Linked DNA regions of Homo sapiens: region 2 is linked to region 1. A link is an interaction called in ENCODE POLR2A ChIA-PET data of the cell type or tissue named here. Cell type or tissue: OCI-LY7. All regions are shown on one strand. Each heading gives the region's core, and the rest is flanking DNA. Links, peaks and the distances in the headings are about the cores only.

Region 1 (7,732 bases), core at 1,400-5,399:
TGCTCTGACCACTTTCATTCAACATCAGAGGTTCTGTCCAGGGCAATCAGGCAAGAAAAAGAAATAAATCGCATTCAAGTTAGAAAGGAAGAAATACAACTGATGATAGCCATCATTCCTAAGAGTTCCCCTTGCCTCTTTATAATCCTTGCCTCCTCTTACCTCTCTCCCCAGGAAACCACTGGCCTGTTTTCTGTCACTAGAGACCAGTTTGCATTTTCTAGAACTGATATATGTGGAATCATGCAGTATGTTACTCAATTTTTTTTGTCAGTAATTGGTAGCTTATCTTGCAATCAAAGTTCATATACAACCATTTGATCTTCATTCCATTCCCTCATTAGTCCATAGAATGTCAATCAATTTTTCTTTCTTTTATTTATTTATTTTAACGAAACAGGGTCTTGTTGTGTTGCCTAGGCTGGAGTGCAGGCTTACTTCAACCTCCAACTCCTGGGCTCAGGTGATCCTCCCGCCTAAGCCTCCAGAGTAGCTGGGACTACAAGGGTGTGTCACCATGCCTGGCTAACTTTTTAAAATTTTTTGTATTGATGGGGTCTTGCCATGTTGCCCAGGCTGGTCTCGAACTCCTGAGCTCAAGACCTCCCAAAGTGCTGGGATTACAGGCATGAGCCACTGCGCCTGGACTCAATTTCTGTATGATGATGACTTTCATATGTACATCAACAGGCCAGATAGCTTATCAAGAAAGCTTCTCCTCTGTCTTCTAGTAATATCCCACTTAGATCTGACATTATTTTTTTCCTTCAAGGTATTTCTTCCAAATTTCTTGGCTGTTGTTGGTGACAACACAAGTTTTTGGACCTTTAAGTTTACAATCTTAGGTTCATTTCCTTATTTTATTTCTTCCCTATAGGTAAATGATCACTAAACTTGTTACTTCTTATAGTTACTTCTTTGTAAGGCACTGCAGATATGTTTCTTTTCATTTTTAAAATTGCCCATTTAATTCAAGCTATTAAATATCAAGCTTGTACTATATCAAGAGTACTATATATCAAGACTATAGCCTCTTGATATTTTCCCTACCCTCCCATCCTGCCATACCCATGTCTCCACTAGCCTATATAAAACATAAAATACTTTTCATCAAACTCTCTGTAGAGAAGTGTTGCTGGGCGAATAAGAAAAACCTGATTGACTAGAAAGCAAATGTAAATGTAATCTCCTTTCTTTTCAGTGATTCTACCAGAAAGGAATGAAGAACAGAACCTTCAGGAATTGAGTCACAATGCAGACAAATATCAAATGGGAGATTGTTGCAAGGAAGAGATTGATGATAGTATTTTCTACTAGCCATTGGGAAGATAAAAGGAGACAGAAGATTGAAGCCTTTGCCAGCCATTCTTTCCCTTTTTGCTTCCAAACTCCTCAACTGGGAACCTTCATATGTGCAGTATTTATATTGGATCATACTGGTGATTATAAAAGTTCCTAGGAGGCTAGAAGAGCCAACCAACAGAGAAGGGAAAGCAGTCTGTTCTGAACATAGGGACATAAGTTCATTCATGCCAAGTATCTTTCCAGCATGTTTCTCCCATTTAGAATATCTAGCATGTAAGGCCTTTCAATATTAATATAAGCCCAATATCAGCTCTTTCTCTTTGTATTTCATCTCTTTCTACTCTCCTATTTGTATTTTGTGTTCCTATCAAAGTGTCGTATCTGGGAGATGACCTGCCTTATCCTGTTCTATAACAGTTTTGTTTGCTGCTGTGTCTTTAGAACAGTGCCTGGCACACAGTAAGCACTCAATAAATCTTTGATGAATGAATGAATGGTTATCTTTTCTCTCTGGCAATCCAAATTCACCACTCCTTAAAAATTCTACATAAGATTTGCTGGCTGGGCGCAGTGACTCACGCCTGTAATCCCAGCACTTTGGGAGACTGAGACAGGTGGATCACCTGAGGTCAGGAGTTTGAGACCAGTCTCAACATAGCGAAACCCCATCTCTACTAAAAGTACAAAAATTAGCCGGGCGTGGTGGCAGGCGCCTGTAATCCCAGCTACTTGGGAGACTGAGGCAGGAGAATCACTTGAGCCCAGGGGGGCAGAGGTTGCAGTGAGCTGAGATCACGCCACTTCACTCCAGCCTGGGCAAAAGAGCAAAACTCCGTCTCCAAAAAAAAAAAAAAAAGATTTGCCTATTCCAGCAGACTTCTACCCAATATCAATCTAGATTTAAATCACTTGATTTTCCACATCCCTTTAGCAATTATGTATAGTTTGCACTTCATTAACCTACCCTTATTTATGTTACTTCTCACATACACCCATATCTCTTCTGTATTTTCAATCAAAAGATAATGCCTCAAATGTTATATATATTGTATGTGCCACTCAACAGTGCCTCATATGCTGCAAAAAAAAAAGACAGTAAACAATCGGGGTACCTTTTTGTCTTTTAAGCCATATTTTCTGGGTCAGTGTGGTCTTTCAAGGGAGTTTAGACAGGCTCTATTTTTTGTTACTTCACTCCTATAGTATGTGACTGTAAATTGTTCCTTCAGTGTTCAATTTAAGTACAAACTAAAGAGAAACAGTTTCCTAAAGAAAAACATTTTAAAGTTACAGAGACACCTATGTGTTCGTAACATTTCTCCAGAAATATTTGAAGTAACGTAAAACTTCTGGACTGGTCAGTTTAAATATTTTCTTGGAATTTCTATAGAAATTTCTGTGGAATGGTGTTATATTGGAAATATTAATTAACTATAAGAAGACTCCTACTTCTTCACAGAGAACAAGCAGGGATATCCTGGATTTTCACAGTATTTAGGCCACTCCTTAATTGTCTCATGAAGGAATTAAGGTAGTGGAACACATTCAAGAATTGCTTAGGTGTCAAAATAAGACAAAGTGTAACAGTTTTTTTCTGTAGTAGATTTTTAAATAGTTAAAAGACTCTGCCCTCTTTATCTATACTGTATTCTGGCAATAATAAAGTTGGGCAGCCTATACATAAAAGCAATTTCTAACAATGCCAAATTAACAGCAGTTTCTTGGCCCTTTCCTTTCCCTCCATGAAAGTTACAATATTAGGTTATTTCACAGGTTTCCTCCATGCCCCCCATACCCAACCTAAAACTGTGTTAGGCTGTCAAAGAAAACAAATCAGGTAAGATTAGTGTTTGCCTTTACGCAGTCATTCTAAGTACACATAAAATCATACATAATATGAAAATACAGCAGGAAGAGAAACATCAAACCATAGAACTGAGTTTTAGTTTTACTGACATTTATATGGCATACTTCCTGTTTTTGATTTCAGAAGTGCAACCATGCAGTGCTTCTATGAAAAACTGAATAGTTGAGTACAGTTTGAGGATTATAACAACTTATCCAAAGGAAACAAACAGACCTAACTTACTGCTGTTTTCATTTGTGGAACTGCTATCTTTGTTGTAAAAAGTTGAGTATTTTTCAAACATCATTTAATAATAGGGTAGCCCCTAAAACAAGTAAGGAGCTATAAGTCTGAGTTGTGAATTTGACTAGTAATGGAATAAGAAAACCAAGCCAAACTCCATCTAAATATGTATGTAAAGGTAATGCTTGTAAAAATTTGCTTTTTCCTCATTTTGAGATTTCAGTTGCCAGTTGACTATTGGTATGCAAAATTAACAATTCTGCCTAAAGGAGGTAAACGATAGAGGTTAATTCTTAAATAAAAGTCCCTTTGTTTCACTATTAACTTTTTCTATTTGAAGCATAATTGTGTCAGCTAATTTATTTTTTGGTAACCACTTAGGAATTTGGGAGGGAGGGGGGCACTCAAGTAAGCAATGACAGCCAGCTAGACATCAAAATCCATGTTCTCACTTCATGGCCGTACAGATAAATTTCATTTCCTAGCCTCTCTTGCAGTTAGATGTGGGCATATGACTAAGCTCTAGCTAGTGGAATGAGAATGGATGTCAACTACTTTAAGCTCTTTAAGTCAACTAAAGAAATCAACTACTTTAAGCTCCTGTCCCTAAAAAACTCCCAACAGACTGACCCCTCCAAGGAAACCTTGGAAGTTAGGTCCTAAATGCTTAGGTACAGTAAGACCTTGGAAACTACTAAAGAAATAGTAAAGTAAACTTGTTTTGCAAGAACAACTTTGAGCCACTATATATTTTGGGGATGATCTATTATGGCAATTAGCCTGCCGTCATTAATTTGATCTATAAAACATATATGAAGTGTCCCTGTGATACACAACTCCAGTGGTCACACACTGTAATGTATGCAACTGGGATTTTTCTGAAGCACAACTGAGAGGCTACAGGTATGCATACATATGGATATAGGTAAATGTTCCTCCCAGGAGTGGTAAAATGCTGTGGCTTTGCCAACTAACTCCAGCTTCTCTCATGGGTTTTATTGTGGATGATTATTGATTTGTGTAAAGGAACTTCCCTTTTGTGTCTGTGGTAATAGATAAAGGTGGAATGGATCCTCCAACAAGAATCTTGAGGGGAAAATATATACTTATGATCAAAATAAGATATCTTTCTTGGGTTTGTCCAATAGTGATGGCTACATAGTCTTCCTATTACCTTTTATCTACAGGCAGGCAGTAGGCCATAATAGTATTAGAAGCCCCTCCCTTTCTCCAAAAAAAAAAAAAAAAAAGTGCTCTGAGCAGTAAAGATATTTAATTTAACATATCTGCGCTTCATGTTTCTCATCTGTAAAATGAGAGTTGGATTATATCACTTCAAAAGTTTCCTTTTTTCACTAAACATTCTCCCATCTATGACTACAATGTCCAGAGCTAATGGTAGAAATATATATATATATATTTTTTTTTTTTGAGAGGGAGTCTCCCTCTGTAGCCAGGCTGGAGTGCAGTGGTGCAATCTCAGCTCACTGCAACCTCCGCCTTCGGAGCTCAAGCGATTCTACTGCCTCTGCCTCCCTAGTAGCGGGGACTACAGGCACGCACCACCATGCCCAGCTAATTTTTTTTTTGTATTTTTATAGAGATAGGGTTTTAACATGTTGGTCAGGATGGTCTAAATCTCTTGACCTCGTGATCTGCCCGCCTTGGCCTCCCAAAGTGCTGGGATTACAGGCATGAGCCACTGCGCCCGGCCAAAATAATTTTTTTTGTTTTCTCTTTTATTTTGAGACACAGTTTCGCTCTTTTTGCCCAGGCTGGAGTGCACTGGCACGATCTTGGCTCACCACAACCTCTGCCTCCTGGGTTCAAGTGATTCTCCTGCCTCAGCCTCCGGGGTAGCTGGGATTACAGGCGCCGCCCCCGCCCCGCCCCGCCGCCACCACCCGCTAATTTTGTTATTTTTAGTAGAGACGGGGTTTCTCAGTGTTGATCAGGCTGGTCTCAAACTCCTGACCTCAGGTGATCCGCCCACCTCAGCCTCCCAAAGTGCTGGGATTACAGGTATGAACCTCCGCGACCAGCCTATTTGAAATAATTCTTAACATGAGCATTTCTTCAGATTTCAAGTTGATATTACAGAAGCGCAAGTGCTTCATAGAAACTTGAAATTATTTTAAAAAAATGTTTAACTCTCACCAAGGCACAAGAGAGGTTATACTCTTCTCCCAAACAAGCTATTAAATTGAAAGGATTTTAAACTTACCCAAGGTTTTTTAGAGTAGTTTTATTATTATTATTTTATTTATTCGTTTTTTTGAGATGAAGTCTTGCTTTGTCACCAAGGCTGGAATGCAGAGGTGTGATCGGCTCACTGCAGCCCCGACTTACTGGGCTCAAGTTATCCTCCTGCCTCAGCCTCCTGAGTAGTAAGGACTACATGTGTGTGCCACAGTGCCCGGCTAGTTAGAGTAATTTTAAAACACTGTGTCACTTCTCTGATTTCTATACTTTACTCCATGAGTGGAGAAATAATATCAAAGCTAATACAGAATGTGATAGTTATTGAAATAATACTATAAAAAGTCAAAAACTAGACAGCAGATTTTATAGTTTTTCAGTGAATTTACCAGTTAAAAACCTTAAATTTTACTTTTCCTAATTGTATGTTTATAATGTTTCAATGTAATAACAATTCATATAATAGCACATTCAGGATCATGGCAAAATCAGCTAAGTCATAGTTAACACACACTCCTTGTCTCTACGTATGTGGTGCTAAGTCATATTTTTGGTATAGCTAACAAATGATTTTTTGTCTGTCTGCTGGTGGGGTTTTAATCTCCTGGATTTCAACTTTGGTTAAAGTTAAAAAATACACTATCCAGACTTTATACAGGCATGAATTGGCTTTAATTCACATTCTTTTGCTGCAGGAGAGCTGCAGAAATATGGACCTCACTCAGGGATGATACTGTTTTAGAAAGGAGAAGGGACAGGCTGTATAACATTGTCCAGAGTGGAGTTTTCATGTTGCGAGAAAGCCATGTATAGGCCGGAGTACATGAGTAAAAGGAATAACAACTCCCCCATCCCCTGCCACAAAGGAACAAGACAGGAGAGCCAACAATAGTATTTTGACTATTAGTTGACGAGTATGGATTCTAAAAATATCTTTACATAATTGCAGAAATTGAGGAACAATCTAAATGTTTAAAAATGAGATTGATAAATAAATTTTGGTATATCTATATGTTGGAAAGCTATGCAGATGTTAAAAACAGGTTTTCAAAACTATTCAGTAACATGAAAAAATGGTCATTATAAACTACTGAGTGACAAAAATAAGATATAAAACTATATGTAGTAATTAGCAACTATATATTTTAAATACAGGAAGGAAACATGAATGTTAACATTGGTTTTTCTCTGGCTGGTGGGATTACAGATGACAATACTTTTGTGGTTTCCAACATTTCTCTAGTTAACACATTCTGTTTACAATTTTAAACATTACTTTCAAAGAAAAAATGTGATATATGTAAATATGGTTATATAAAATCTGTATACATATGTATTTTATTTATGTATATCAAAACCAGACCAAAAATACTGAGTTTGATAGTTTTCAGATTGACACTGTAACAGAATACTTTCCTTGACCCTCATTTTATGTTGAGATCTTTATGGCAGTGAAAGGGCTAGAGAGAGGCATGTACTTTCAGAGTTTCTGAAATGACATGTATAGTATGAAAAAGCATAGAAGCATTCCTCAATTTTCACATCTTGAATTTTAATACAACCTGTAATTTTGTACATACTAAATGAATGTATTAGTTTTCCAAGCTACAGCATTGGTGGCCAGTTAGCAGTTAATAATAATATTTTTCAAAGGATAATAAATGAAAATATTGTTGGCCAGGTGCGGTGGCTCACACCTGTAATCTCAGCACTTTGGGAAACCAACGCAGGTGGATCGCTTGGGTCCAGGAGTTCTTGACCAGCCTGGGGCACACAGCGAGATCCCGGCTCTACAAAAAAAAACTAAAAAAATTAGTGGGGCATGGTGGCATGCGCCTGTAATCCAAGCTACTCAGGAGGTTGAGGTGGGAGGATCACTTGAGCCTGGGAGGCGGAGGTTGCAGTGAGCCGAGATCCTGCCACTTCACTCCAGCCTGGGCAACAGAGTGAGATACCATCTCAGGAAAAAAAAAAAAAAAAGTTGAATATACTAGAGATCCAAACTATTTGGAGGAATAATTGATTTTCTGGGCAAAGCTAAGAAATAGAAGTTATTCATACTATTGGCTACAAATTTGTAAATATATTGGATTATACTCCCTCCCAAATCATAACTCTTAATCCTGCAGTTTTATTGCA
Region 2 (7,732 bases), core at 2,282-6,281, 740 kb before region 1:
AACAAAACTGAAGAAATCACATGACTTGACTTTGAATTATACTACAGAGCTATATAGTAACCAAAACAGCATGATACTGGCATAAAAATAGACACACAGACCAATGGAACAGAACAAAGAATCCAGAAACAAATCTACACACCTACAGTGAACTCATTTTTTACAAAGGTGCTGAGAACATACATTGAGGGGAAAAGACAGTCTTCAACAAATAGTGCAGAGAAAACTGAATATCCACATGCAGAAGAATGAAATTAGACCCCTATCTCTTGTCACATACAGAAATCAAATCAAAATGGATTAAAGACTTATATCTAAGATCTATGAAACTATGAAGCTACTAAAAGAAAATATTGGGGAAACTCTCCAGGACATTGGTCTGGGCAGAAACTTCTTGAGCAAAACCCCACAAGCACAGGCAATCAAAGCAAAAATGGACAAATGGGACCACATCAAATTGAAAAGCTTCTGCACAGTGAAGGGTACAATCAACAAAGTGAAGAGAAAACCTACAGAACACAGGCCTTCTATGAAAAGGTGCTCAACATCACTGATTATCAGAGAAATGCAAATCAAAACTACAACGAGATATCCTCTCACGACAGTTAAAATGCCTTTCATGTAAACGTCAGGTAACAACTATTGCTGGTGAGGATGTGGGGAAAAGGAACCCCTCATATGCTGTTGGTAGGAATGTAAATTAGTACAACTACTATGGAGAATAATTTGGAGGTTCCTCAAAAAACTACAAATAGAGATACCATATGATTTAGCAATCCTACTCTTAGGTATATGCCCAAAAGAAAGGAAATCAGTATATCAAAGAGATATCTACACTCCCATATATGTTGCAGTATTGTTCACAATAGCCAAGATTTGGAAACAACCTAAATGTCCAAAAACAGATGAGAAAATGCGGATAAAGAAAATGTGGTACCCTATACACAATAAAGTACTATTCAGTCATAAAAAGGAATGAGATTCTGTCATTGCAACAACATGGATGGAACTGGAGGCCATTATGTTAAGTGAAATAAACCAGGCATAGAAAGACAAACATCAGATGTTCTCAGTTATTTGTGGGATCTAAAAATTAAAACAAGTGAACTCATGAAAATCAAGAATAGAAGCATGGTTACCAGAGGCTAGGAAGGGTAGCAGGGGAGTGTGTCAGGGTGAGATGGGGATGGTTAATGGGTACAAAAAACAATAGAAACAATGAATAAGATCTAGTAACACCAAGGATAAATGCTTGAGAGGATGGATACCCAATTTTCCATGATGTGGTTATTACACATTACATGCCTGTACTAAAATATCTCATATACACTACCTACTATGTACCCACAAAAATTAAAAAGAAAAAAAGAGAAAAAAGAAATAAATAAAAACCCATGCTCTCACGAGGTCAGGAGTTTGAGACCAGCATGGCCAAGATGGTGAAACCCCGTCTCTACTAAAAATACAAAAATTAGCTAGGCTTGGTGGCACGCACCTATAATCCCAGCTACTCAGGAGGCTGAGGCAGGGGAATCGCTTCAACCCAGGAGGCAGAGGCTGCAGTGAGCTGACATCGTGCCATTGCACTCCAGCCTGGGCAACAAGAGCGAAACTCTGTCTAAAAAAAAAAAAAAAAAAAAAAACCCATGCTCTCCAAACACCCTCCCTCCAAAACCCAACCCCCCATCAAAGCCCAAAAAACTTAATAGTATGAAAAACAAACAATCTGCCAGGCATGGTGGCTCACACATGTAATCCCAGCACTTTAGGAAGCTAAGGCAGGCAGATCACCAGAGGTCAGGAGTTCGAGACCAGCCTGACCAACGTGGTGAAACCTTGTCTCTACTAAAAATACAAAAATTAGCTGGGCGTGGTGGTGCATGCCTGTAATCCCAGCTACTCGGGAAGCTGAGACACAAGAATTGCTTGAGCCCTGGAATGAGCTGAGATTGTGCCACTGAATTCCAGCCTGGGCAACAGACCAAGATCCTGCCTCAAACAAACAAGCAATCTAATTAGAAAATGGATAAAAGGCTGGGTGGGGTGGCTCATGCCTATAATCCCAGGCAAGAAATTACTTTGGAAAGCTGAAGCAGGATTACTTGAGCCAGGAGTTTGAGAGTAGCCTGGGCAACATAGCAAGACCCCATCTCTACTTAAAAAATAAAATAAAAATAAACAAAACAGAGAAAATGGCTAAAAGACATGAAGACACATTTTACCAAAGAGGATATACAGATGGCAACAAGCACATAAAAGACGTTCAACATTGTTAGCCATTAGGGAAATGAAAATCAAAACCACAATGAAATATTATTACATGCCTATCAGAATGGCTAAAATAAAAAATAGCAACAACATCAAATGCTGGCAAGAATGAAGAGAAACTGTACTCATACATTGTAGTGGAAATGTAAAACAGTATAGCCAATCTGGAAAACACTTTAGCAGTTCCTGAAACAGCTAAACATGCAGCTAACCATAACAGCAATTGCGCTCTTGGCATCTATCACAGAGAAATGAAAACTATGTTCACACAAAAACCAATTAGTAGGTGAATCTTCAATTTAAAAGAATACTCCAAAATCAGTTGCTCTCATAATTTTAAAACACTAAAAAATGTTTATAGGCCGGGCACGGTGGCTCATGCCTGTAATTCTAGCACTTTGAGAGGCCAAGCCTGGAGGCTCAGTTGAACCCAGGAGTTTGAGACCAGTCTGGGCAACATGGTGAAACCCCATCTCTACAAAAAAATACAAAAATTAGCTGGGTGTAGTGGCACATGCCTATAGTCTCAGCTATTTGGGAGGCTTATGTGGGAGGATCACTTGAGCCTAGAAGGTGTAGGTGGAAGGTGTAGGTTGCAATAAGCTGAGATCATGCCACTGCACTCTAGCCTGGGTGACAGCGTGAGACCCTGTCTCAAAAAAAAAAAAAGGTTGAATTACATAAATTTTATTTATACTGATGTTAAAGACTATATTTGCTGTATAAAAAAAGATATAGCTGTAAGCATAAATTGATTTTAAAATGAAAGAAATCATCTGTTTCGTTCAAACCTTTCTAGACCCTGCAGTGTAATATTGCAGAATAAATATCAACCCTCTTTGAAATGTCATAGGAACATGTTTTTCATACTTCCCAGTGAAATGTCACAAGAACATTCCATACAGCATTCCAGTAGAAATGAAGCTCTGCAGAACTCTATCCAACTTTTACATAGAGGAAAACATTCTTCTAGTTCATTAGCAAATGTGTGCAAAGGCAAAGGAAGCCCCCTGTGGATAACAAAAGCAGGTTCTGCTACCAGGGACCGCTTCCCAAAACAGAGGAAAGGATTAGAATAGAAAGGATTACAGAACACTGAAACAGGTACAAGCTGGTGAATAATGATCTCTACATTACACGTTAATCTTTGTAGCTATCAATTTGTCATGCCAAATCTAACTGGAGTGAAACCTTAACTATTTCAAAACCAGTTTTTTGCAACCCGCAGGCTGCCAGATCTCAAGCCCTGGACTCAGAAGTGGCCAGAAAAAAAAGACAGAAAAACCCTAAAAATATATTTGATAATAAAGAAGCAACATCCAGAAATGGCCCAAAATGCCAAAAATTAGCTGGCAATTCTAAGGTTACATACAATGTAACCAATAAGATCCCAAACCTGAAGAAGCCCTTGTGTTTGCTGGCAAATTCAAAAAAGTCAGCTTTAACATGAAATGCTCCATAATTATTTGCTGAATGAATGAATTATATATATGGAAGTATTAACTCAAATCAAATAAGAAAAGAGAAAAGGAGGGAAGAAAGAGGTGGTGAACAGCAGTCACAGCAACCAGAATGATTGCTGAAAAAGAGCATCCCTCACAGATAGCATAGATGAGAAAAGGGAAATGAGAAAAGAAGGCGGAGACTAGAAAACACCCACTTCAAAACACAAGCCATTGACTTTTATATAGAATATATATAAAGAATTCTCAAAATTCAGCAACGAAATTAAAAAGGGGCAAAAGATATGAATAAATACTTCATAAAAGAAGAGATATGGTAGCAAAAATGTACATGAAAAGATGCTCAACATCATTAGTCATTAGAGAAATCCAAATTAAAATCACAATGAGATATCACAAACCCTTATTAGAATGGCTAAAACAATAAAACAAAACAAAAAGTTGACATTCCCCAACAGCCCTACTCCTAGGTATTTATCTAAGTGAAAGGAAAACCTATGTTCACACTAAATACTATACATAAATGGTTAACGGCAGCTTTATTTGTAATTGCTAGAAACTGGAAATATGTAAAATATCCCACAAGTGGGGAATGGATAAATGATCTGTGGTCCATCCATGCAATGGACTACTACTCAGCAATAAAAAGCAACAGACTCCTAATACATGGCAACGACATGGATGAATCTCAAATGCGTTATGCTGACAGAAGCCAGGCTCAAAAGGCTACATATATATGATTCTGTTTACCCAATCTTTTTGCAATGGTGAAAATATAAGGACTGAAAACTGATCAATGGTTGCCAGAGGCCGAGGACAGGAAAAGGAGATGATTACAAAGAGGCAAAGGAGATTTTTTTTTTTTTTTGAGACAAAGTCTTGCTCTGTCACCCAGGCTGAAGTGCAGTGGCATAATCTCGACTCACTGCAACCTCCACCTGCCAGGTTCAAGTGATTCTCCTGCCTCAACCTCCCGAGTAGCTGAGACTACAGGTGCACACCACCACACCCGGCTAATTTTTGTATTTTTAGTAGAGACAGGGTTTCACCATGTTGGCCAGGATGGTCTCGGGCTCCTGACCTCATGATCTGCCCACTTCGGCCTCCCAAAGTGCTGGGATTACAGGCGTGAGCCACCGTGCCCAGCCGGCATAGGAGAATTTTTTAGGGTGATGGAACTGTTGTTCTTCATTACAGAACTGTGCACTAAAAAGGGTGAATGTTACTATTTATAAATTGTATCATAATTTTTAAAAATGAAAATTATAGCCAGTGAAGTCAGGGACTTCTCTATTCTTGCTGGTGTGTTGCGGGGGAGTTGAGGTGGGTGGGAGCAAGTGGTTGTGCTGAATTTCAGTAGCAGAAGTGGATAGGCAGAACAGTCTACCGGGTGAGGGGTAGCCACTGAATGGATTAGTGAGGGATCTTGCTGGGGACTAAAATTCAAATTGGACTAATTTATAGATATTGGGAAAGATATAGGGAATGAAACTACAAGCTAGCTCAAAGTTGCTCTCAAAAAAATTTAAATATATTAAATTTATATATTACATGAAATCCATCTGTGGGAATTTATATGGGAGATTATCTCCCCCACTGCCCCAATATCTTTGTCATTCTATTTTCTCTGCAGGCTGGCTTCTTCTGTTTCTTTAGGCCACATAGTGAAAAATACGACCACTGATGGAAAAACTGCATTTACTATCTTTAGCACCTGGCTAAACACTGGGGTTCTGTCTCAGTTCTAGTTCCAGAATTCCTGCAGAAAGCCTCTGGCCCTCTTTTGGTCAGATATCCACTTGCAGATCATTCAGCTTTGTGTTGTCCAGGGTGTCATATCACCCAAAATGGTTGTTCCCATGGTAACCATGTGAGTGGAGAAGGAGGGAGCATTCCCCAGAAAGCAGAGGGAGTGGGCAGACACAACACTTTATACACAGCACAAGCAGTCTTCATCCTTATGCAGATTACATTCCTTAAAATGTCTGGTACGATCAAACTAATGGTCACTGTCTTAATTTTATTACAAACAATTAACAGGTTTCACATCTAATTAAGAGCCTGATGCCAAATGCCATTTTTAATCACCCATAAATTATATTCCTTTATAGGATAAAGGCCTTCTAAAGCTTATATTCATTAAGCTTTAGGGCAATAGGGTAATGATAACATAAAATGCCATTTTCTATGACATAGTATTTCCCTACCTGAGATTGTAAATTCTTTAATTTGTCCAGTGAGGGGCACAAAATATATACACAATCAAATAAAATCAAGACCAAACATAATTAAATAAAATCAATGGCTGACACGCATAGTAAGCATTTCAAATTGTTAAATGTATAATGTACAGTTAAAGCTGGTATTTTAAGGCTTTATGATTTCTGTTATATTTTTACAGTAATAAAACCAAAGGTAAAGAGCCATTTTTTTTTCTTTTTCTTTTTCTTTCTTTTTTTTTTTTTTTGAGATGGAGTTTCACTCTTATTGCCCAGGCAGAAGTGCAATGGTGCGATCTTGGCTCACTGCAACCTCCTCCTCCTGGGTTCAAGCGATTCTCCTGCCTCAGCCTCCCAAGTAGCTAGGATTACAGGTGCATGCCACCATGGCCACGGCTAATTTTTGTATTTTTAGTACAGATAGGGTTTTGCCACGTTGGCGAGGCTGGTCTCGAACTCCTGAATTTAGGTATCCCAAAATGCTGGGATTACAGACGTAAGCCACCACGCCTGGCCAAGGGCCACTTTAATCAGGTCCAGGGAATAGAAAAAGATTATTAGAGGATAAACATTTACAAAATGTAGGACTACAAAATGGCTTAATGAAAAGTGGAAAAGTTGATCCTGGAGTGTTTGTTTTGCTATTTTTTTTTCTTTTGAGACAGGGTCTCATTCTATTACCCAGGCTGGAGTGCAGTAGCACAATCTTGGCTCACTGTAGCCTCAACCACCTGGGCCCAGGTGATTCTTCCACCTTAGCCTCCTGAGTAGCTGGGACCACAGGCAGGCATACTCTGCTAATTTTTTTTATTTTTTGTAGAGACAGGGTTTTGCCATGTTGCCCAGGGGGGTCTCAAACTCCTGGGCTCAAGCAATCCTCCCACCTCAGTCTCCCAAAGTGCTGGGATTATAGGCGTGAGCCACTGCACTGGGCCTGTTTTGCTAATTTTTTTTAATGTAGCGAGAAATAATCATTAGGGATTAAGTTACCATAGAAGACAATTTTCTGCTTCTTTGAGCTGCTTATTCAGCCTGAACAGTTCACTTTGCATCCACCCTGGTTTTGCAAGGCACACCTGCCTTTAAAATGAATGTATCAGACCTTACAGGCAATACATTTTCCCTCCTTTGATCTCTTATCACGTTGTGTTTCAAAACATCAAAGAGTCTAAAGCTGTGTCTTGAATAGTAGCCAAACCTCAAAAAACACAGCTGAGTTTGATCCTGAGCCCATAAAAATCAGAAGCCTTGCAAACTCAGCCACAAATCATTTTTTGAACCTCATAATAGTGTGCTGAAATGGTTCTTTTCTGTCTGCAATTTTAAGGCTTAAAGCATTAGATAAAAATTTATAGCTACATAATGAGATTTTTATTTAACCCAAAGGCCGACCTCCTAACTAGCCATTATTCACATGATGATAGCCGGATCCTCCAGTATTGTCCCTACCCCAGTGGGCCACTTTCCTCTAGATTCCTGACAGAGAAGTAGGTTTGTCAAAGATTCCTGAGTCAGTCCCTGCCATCCAGTTTAAGTCAGTGCTGCCAGCCACCATCACTGCTGTCAGCTCAGGGTTCCAAACCCCTGCTCCCAGCGCCCTTCAACCCCCATTCATTGCCTTGTTTCCTGCAACTGCTTATTTTTTCAGCACTCAGTTTACTCCAAGTGTAGAAAACCACCCCTTCTTCACTCAACTTGTTTTTTGTTGTTGTTTTTGTTTTTGTTTTGTTTGGAGATGGAGTCTCGCTCTGTCGCCCAGTCTGGAGTTCAGTGGTGCAATCT

The links. Peaks named below come from ENCODE experiments on the same cell type or tissue, not always from the same donor. Only the 100,000 strongest peaks of a DNase experiment are listed, where the experiment ranks them.
Region 2: POLR2A ChIA-PET joins it to region 1 with 24 read pairs; 1 of 35 experiments calls an interaction of 5 or more read pairs at or near these places.

What each region holds. Positions count from the first base shown.
Region 1 is chr13:50,103,503-50,111,234 of GRCh38, forward strand. All of the region lies in intron 1 of DLEU2 (deleted in lymphocytic leukemia 2), which reads right to left. All of the region lies in intron 2 of DLEU1 (deleted in lymphocytic leukemia 1), which reads left to right. Among named protein-coding and RNA genes, the nearest start is that of DLEU2, 18 kb to the right of the region's middle. In OCI-LY7, for the core only: no CTCF peak of the experiment used is centred there; a DNase peak (open chromatin) is centred at 3,289; H3K4me3 peaks cover 1,448 bases; H3K27ac peaks cover 2,001 bases.
Region 2 is chr13:49,365,007-49,372,738 of GRCh38, forward strand. All of the region lies in intron 5 of CAB39L (calcium binding protein 39 like), which reads right to left. Among named protein-coding and RNA genes, the nearest start is that of CAB39L, 75 kb to the right of the region's middle. In OCI-LY7, for the core only: a CTCF peak has its summit at 3,202; a DNase peak (open chromatin) is centred at 3,885; H3K4me3 peaks cover 2,437 bases; H3K27ac peaks cover 4,000 bases.